Linked DNA regions of Homo sapiens: region 2 is linked to region 1. A link is an interaction called in ENCODE POLR2A ChIA-PET data of the cell type or tissue named here. Cell type or tissue: GM12878. All regions are shown on one strand. Links, peaks and the distances in the headings refer to the core of each region. The heading gives the core; the rest is flanking DNA. Region 1 has its middle 260 kb from the start of METTL4. Region 2 has its middle 180 kb from the start of METTL4.

Region 1 (2,921 bases), core at 333-2,832:
GCAAATACCAGCAAACAGAAACTGGGTCTACCCAACATGGTGATTCCCGCCATCTTCTCCTTGTCACCAGGTGTGGCAAGTGTCATGGCCACCCCGACATAACAGTATGTGTTCAAAACATCATGGCGACCCGCATTTGCATAGTAAAGGGCTAAGGTGGGAGGGCCAGATTTTTTCAGGGCTACGTGAAAGACACACATGGTTTAACCAGTCCCCTGGGCCTTATGCAAACTAGACACCACCTCCTTCAGCCTCCCAATATAATAGACCGCCCTTCTGCCGCACACAAGGTTTCTCTTTTGTCCAAGCCCTCCTCCTTTGTCTCTGTACAGGGGAGCTGTTCTCTTCTTTCTTCTTTCTTTCTTGCCTATTAAACTTTTCACTCCTCAAAACCACTCCACGTGTGTCTGTGACATTAACCCTACTGAAGCAAGACCGAGGACCCTGGTGTTCCTCCAGTCATCAGAGCTGTATCAGTACCAAGATTAAATTTGTAAAATCTCTCCTAGTTCCCTACATCTTATTTAAGAACTAAACATTGGTCCGGGCACAGTGGCTCACACCTGTAATCCCAGCACTTTGAAAGGCTGAGGTGGGTGGATCACTTGAGCCCAGGAGTTCAAGACCAGCATAGGGAACATAGTGAAACCCCATCTCTACAAAAAATTAGCTGGGTATGGTGGCACATGCTTGTAGTCCCAGCGACTCAGGAGGCTGAAGTGGGAGAATCACCTGAGCCCAGGAAGTCGAGATCACACCACTGCACTCCAGCCTGGGCATCAAAGTGAGACCCTATCTCAAAAAAAAAAAAAAATATATATATATATATATATATAAAGGAATTATACATCATTTTTATTTCTATCCAGTGTCGTGTCCCCAGGATAACAATCATGGGCTGTGAGGATTATTACATCAAGATGTTTTAAATAATTTTTTAAACAATGATTCCTCAAACTTCCCTGAAGCATGGATGATTATACATGTTCTGAAGTATTGGTGTGTGTGCCTGAATAAAGAAGCATGGGAAACAGAACTCTGGAACAAAGACAGTTAGGATATCAACTCTATAATGCCACAGTCATGGAGTCAAGAAGGGTTACTGTATTAACACTTGCTTGTAGTTTTATGAGTTTAAGGATGAGCCGTTTTGTTTTGTGGAAGACCACAATATGCTACCCCACAATATTCCTCTTTGGCATAAAGATCAGTCAGCTGATGGCATTTAAGAAGCAGATGCCAGTTGGGTGCCATGGCTCATGTCTGTAATTCCAGCACTTTGGGAGGCCAAGGAGAGAGGACCACTTGAGGCCAGGAGTCTGAAACCAGCCTAGGCAAAATAGCAAGACTCTATCTCTACCAAAAAAAAAAAAGAAAAAAAAATTAGAAATTAACTGACTGTGGTGGTGCACACCTGTAGTCCTAACTACTTGGGAGACTGAGGTGGGAGAATCACCTGAGACCAGGAGTTCAAGACTGGAGTGAACTATAATCGTGCCACTATACTCCAGCCTGGGGCACATAGTGAGATGCTGCCTCCAAAAAGAAAAAAGAAGAAGGAAGAAGAGGAGGAGTGGGGCAGGGGAGGAGGAAGAGAAAGAAGAGGAGGAGGAAGAAGGAAAAGAAGAAGGAGAAGGAACAGCAGATGCGGGAAAGCTCTCTGTTCTGTGTCTATGTGGCTTAAAGCAGGACATGAATTTACAAAGTCAAAAAATCTCACTTCCCCTCTCTAACAGGGAGAACGAAGGTTAACCACTGAAGACAATTTTAGACCCTTAAGGGCGTGAAGATTGCACCAGAGTGATCTATATTAACAAGCTCTACTAACCAGCCTTTATCTGCCAGTTATATGCCTTTCCCCACATTACTCCCGCTGGAGATGCAAAGCCCTCTTCCTTGTCTTGTCACTTCTCTAAACATTTACTGTTCTTTGTTGAAAACACCATATAAACTGGGATTCAAAACCACCTCTGTGAGAACTATTCATTCCCTGGGTGTCTCCCCTGTACATTGAAATATACATGTTAATAAACTTCTGCTTGTTTTTCTCTTGTGAATCTGTCTTTTGTTACAGGGATCTGTCCCAACTGAGAATTGATGAAGGTTGAGAAAAAAAGTCTTCTTCCTCTCTTACAGTTCCTTTTAAGAATTTACGCTGTTGGTGTACATAGACGCCATGTGTGTATGTTTTAGTTAGACAGGACCTTAGGAAGAGCTAGGAAGGTGGGTGAAGACTGCTAGTAACATTACAGGAAGTCCCTGCAACTTTCAGCTTGCTTCCATCACTAGTGGGAGGCATGCACAGGGGCACTTTTTTGGTCACAATATTAACAATCTAATAATAACAGAGAATCTAGTAGTTATATTTAGGGCAGGTGGAAGTGTTTCCTACCTTGCTAGTCTCATTTCTCAAGCATTGGGGCTTATAGTCAGAACCTTAACTGTTATATATCATAAAAAGGGCTAAAGCATAATGTGAAATTAATGGCCAATCTTCTCTGTAAATCTTCATCCCAGAGATCTGACAGTTTCTGTAGTATCAGTCAGAACTAAGGTTATTATTACCACTTACTCCTTCACTAAGGCAAATGCTACTCGGTTGCTAAATTATAGCTATTTTCGCAGTGTCACTGCAGAGCCTTCCAACGGAGAATCATTTCATAAATAGTAATTCTGTGTTGGTGTTGATTGTCAAGCAAATTTAAGATAGCTAGGGGAGCTCAACAGGTAAATTTGAAGGATTCACTGAAACTCATACCTTCCCTCCAAAATAAACTTGAACATGAATGCTATACCAACAAATAAATAGTTAAGATGAATGATGTTTAATATATAATTGCCAGACCAAAGATTTCATTCATGTGTGTGACAAATATTTCCTGTGTGCCCATCATGTGCCAGACACCATAGCGGTGCTAGAA
Region 2 (2,921 bases), core at 305-2,804, 83 kb after region 1:
CGAGACTCAAGTTTAGCACCTTTTTTATAATTGGTTAAACAAGAAACAATTAGCAAAATCAGTAATTAGAACACTGATTTTTGGAATTAGCCATAGGAAACAGAGAATCTCCATGTCTTCAGCCCTTCTCTCAACCTTTCTGTATTTCCACATGCCTGTCCCTTTTTAGTCTTGTCTGATGATTAATTATAATAGCCCAATAAAGAAATGGCAGATTGCATTAGGTTATGCAGAACCAAAGAGGTCTGGAAAAAACAGAGCGTGATCCATACCTACACGAGTTCTCAGATGATATCACATATTGCCAAGAAATATTACTACATTAATACCACAACAACATGAAAATTATCAGTAAAAGCCACTAATACACAGCAAAAATCCAAACCTAAGGCTTATTCATGTGTGGGGTGTGGATGTGTGTGCATGTATGTGTGTGTGCATGCGTGTGTGTCTGTGTGTTTCTGTGTAGAAGAGAGACATGCGAGAGGTCAAAAATAGAGAAATGAGAAAGAAAAGGATAAAAGATAGATGATAGAAAGCCAAAGACCATTTCCCTTGTTCAGAACTGATCTCTTCCCGTGGAACCAGAGAGCTTTTGAGACTGGAAAATATGGGAAAATAGGCATTTTACAACGAGGCCCCGTCACCTCCAGAAGTGTCTCGATAATGAAGAGCGCTCGGGCACTGCTGTAATCCCCATCCTGGGCAGCTTTCATCTCCCTGCTAAGACTGCATGGTCTCGGGTTATTTTTAGTGGTCTGCTTCCTTCTTTAACTTAATTTTGTGGTGATGTGAATAGAAAGGTTATACAGATGATCAAAGGAAGAGATCTTTAAAAGGCTGAAACCCTGCTGAGCATAAACAAAAAGAATTTTTGTCAGTATCCATGGTAGTTCTCTGTGACTTTAAAAAAAATAGCAGCAGCTAAGACATACATTTCAAGCGATGAGAAGCAGGTTTGCAACTGAACTGCCTTGATCAACTTCTAAATTAATATTTTATGTGACAGGGAAGTATGCTCTCTTCTCCAGCCCAATCTGGGAACTTATTACTAGCTTTCCGCATGAGACCAGCTGGAAGCTCAGGCATGAAGGTAGAGGAATTGTCCCTGGCTATTGTCTATCAAAGCCTCCTCTTATAGCAGCAGCTGTAAACCGGCAGATGTGGAGCAAAATAAATCCAATTCAGATTTTCTTCCCTAATCTATATATCCCTCTAAGGGAAATGGCCTGCATATCAGTAAAACCAAGCTGGAAAAATGTCCTATTGTTTCATCAGCCTCCAGTTAATAAACAAGATTTTAAAAAATCATTTTCACCAACACAACCCTGCACTGTCCCAAGGGACCTGCCCTGAAGGACCTTCAAAAGGTGACTGTAAGAGTGAGTTTCTACCTTTGGGCTGAAATGTGGTGAATGGGCCAGTGTCTTTGGAAGGCTCCATTCTAAGCAGCACCTTGCACACCACAGGCTGCACAGATGGCATTCCTCTGCCACTCTTCTCAAACCTACAGGCCTCCAACCTCTCTTCTTCCCCAGAAGCTCTGAGTGCCTGACCAGAGGTTACTTACGTCCACTGGATAGTTCCTTATGGAGATAAAAAATAAAAGAGAAAATATAAAGGGGAAAAGTGGCAGAATTGGAAAACTCATTTGTTTCCTCAAACCTCAAAGCATGACCACCCAGAAAGAGGTTGAATTGAGAAAATAATAACAAAGAAAATTTTACTGGAAATGAGGGTGAGTAGGGGACAGAGAAAGGAAGCTCAGTCTAAAAAAGAATCTATCTAGCACCTTTTCAAATAATTCTATAAATGTCCTTCCAGAATGACTAAACCGGAAAGGAAATGTCTCCCCGACCCCTTGCTGGTTAATATTTAATGTTTGTTTAACACCCTGCACAAGCTTTCTGCTGTTCTGTAACATTTGAGAAAGGAATTACACACTGATCATAATATATTGTTTAAATTATATGCATACCTAAAGTTTTCAGTTATAACTAAAATAGAAAATGTGACTGAGAATTTTTTTAATTGCTAGAAGATAGATTACACAGGTGCATTCATCACTGCGTTAGGCTTTTTTGTTGTTGTTGTCATTGTTTTTACTATAGCATAGCACTTTCAGAGGTGGAGGCTCAGGAAAGGCCTTCTAATGTGACAGTTTTCAGGCAATAAAATGGGACTCTTCCAGAAGAGACATTCTTGCATATTAAAGACTGTGCATGTGTCAGGGCAGCCGGTACATGGAAAATCTCTGAACCTTCCACTCAATTCTGCTGTGAACCTAAAACTGCTCTGAAAAAAAAATAAAAAATAAAAAAATAAAAAACTCTCTAAAAAAATGGCAGCAACCTTTTGGGAGATACGCAAAACAGATGAATAAATGGATATTAACTTTGCAAACTAGAAAAAGCTGAATCCTAAATTGTCAATGGAGGAATACTCAGGGCAGTGAATTGCTCTGTATAGTACTCCAATAGTGGCTACATTTGTCCAAACCTATAGAATGTACAACACTAACAGTTAATCAAAGAACCAGATGGAACATAACAGGGAAGATAGAAACACGTAATTACAAAACACACCCAAAAAGTGGGTAAATGACTAAGAAGAGAAGGAGAAACAAGACTAGTTGATGAAGATGTGAGAAAGTAAAAGTATTTGAAAATAACTTTGATTTAAAAGGAGAAAAAAATGTAAGAGATTACAAAGTCAGAAACTAAAATGTAAGCAAACGAAATTCTACATGGAAAAAGGGTTATGACTGTTTTTACGGTTGATTTTTTAACCAATTATGACACCACGTGCCCTTTGTAAAAAATTTAGAAAATGCATCAAACTAAATAGAAGTAATAGTATCCATAATCCCACAATTCAAACCAAATATAATAAATATTCAAATGCATTTCTTTCTATATTTT

What was found. ChIA-PET counts read pairs that join two places held together with the same protein. Peaks named below come from ENCODE experiments on the same cell type or tissue, not always from the same donor. Only the 100,000 strongest peaks of a DNase experiment are listed, where the experiment ranks them.
Region 2: POLR2A ChIA-PET joins it to region 1 with 10 read pairs; 2 of 35 experiments call an interaction of 5 or more read pairs at or near these places.

The regions. Positions count from the first base shown.
Region 1 is chr18:2,310,942-2,313,862 of GRCh38, forward strand. No RefSeq gene overlaps it. Among named protein-coding and RNA genes, the nearest start is that of METTL4, 260 kb to the right of the region's middle. In GM12878, for the core only: no CTCF peak of the experiment used is centred there; a DNase peak (open chromatin) is centred at 1,750.
Region 2 is chr18:2,394,184-2,397,104 of GRCh38, forward strand. No RefSeq gene overlaps it. Among named protein-coding and RNA genes, the nearest start is that of METTL4, 180 kb to the right of the region's middle. In GM12878, for the core only: no CTCF peak of the experiment used is centred there; a DNase peak (open chromatin) is centred at 1,826.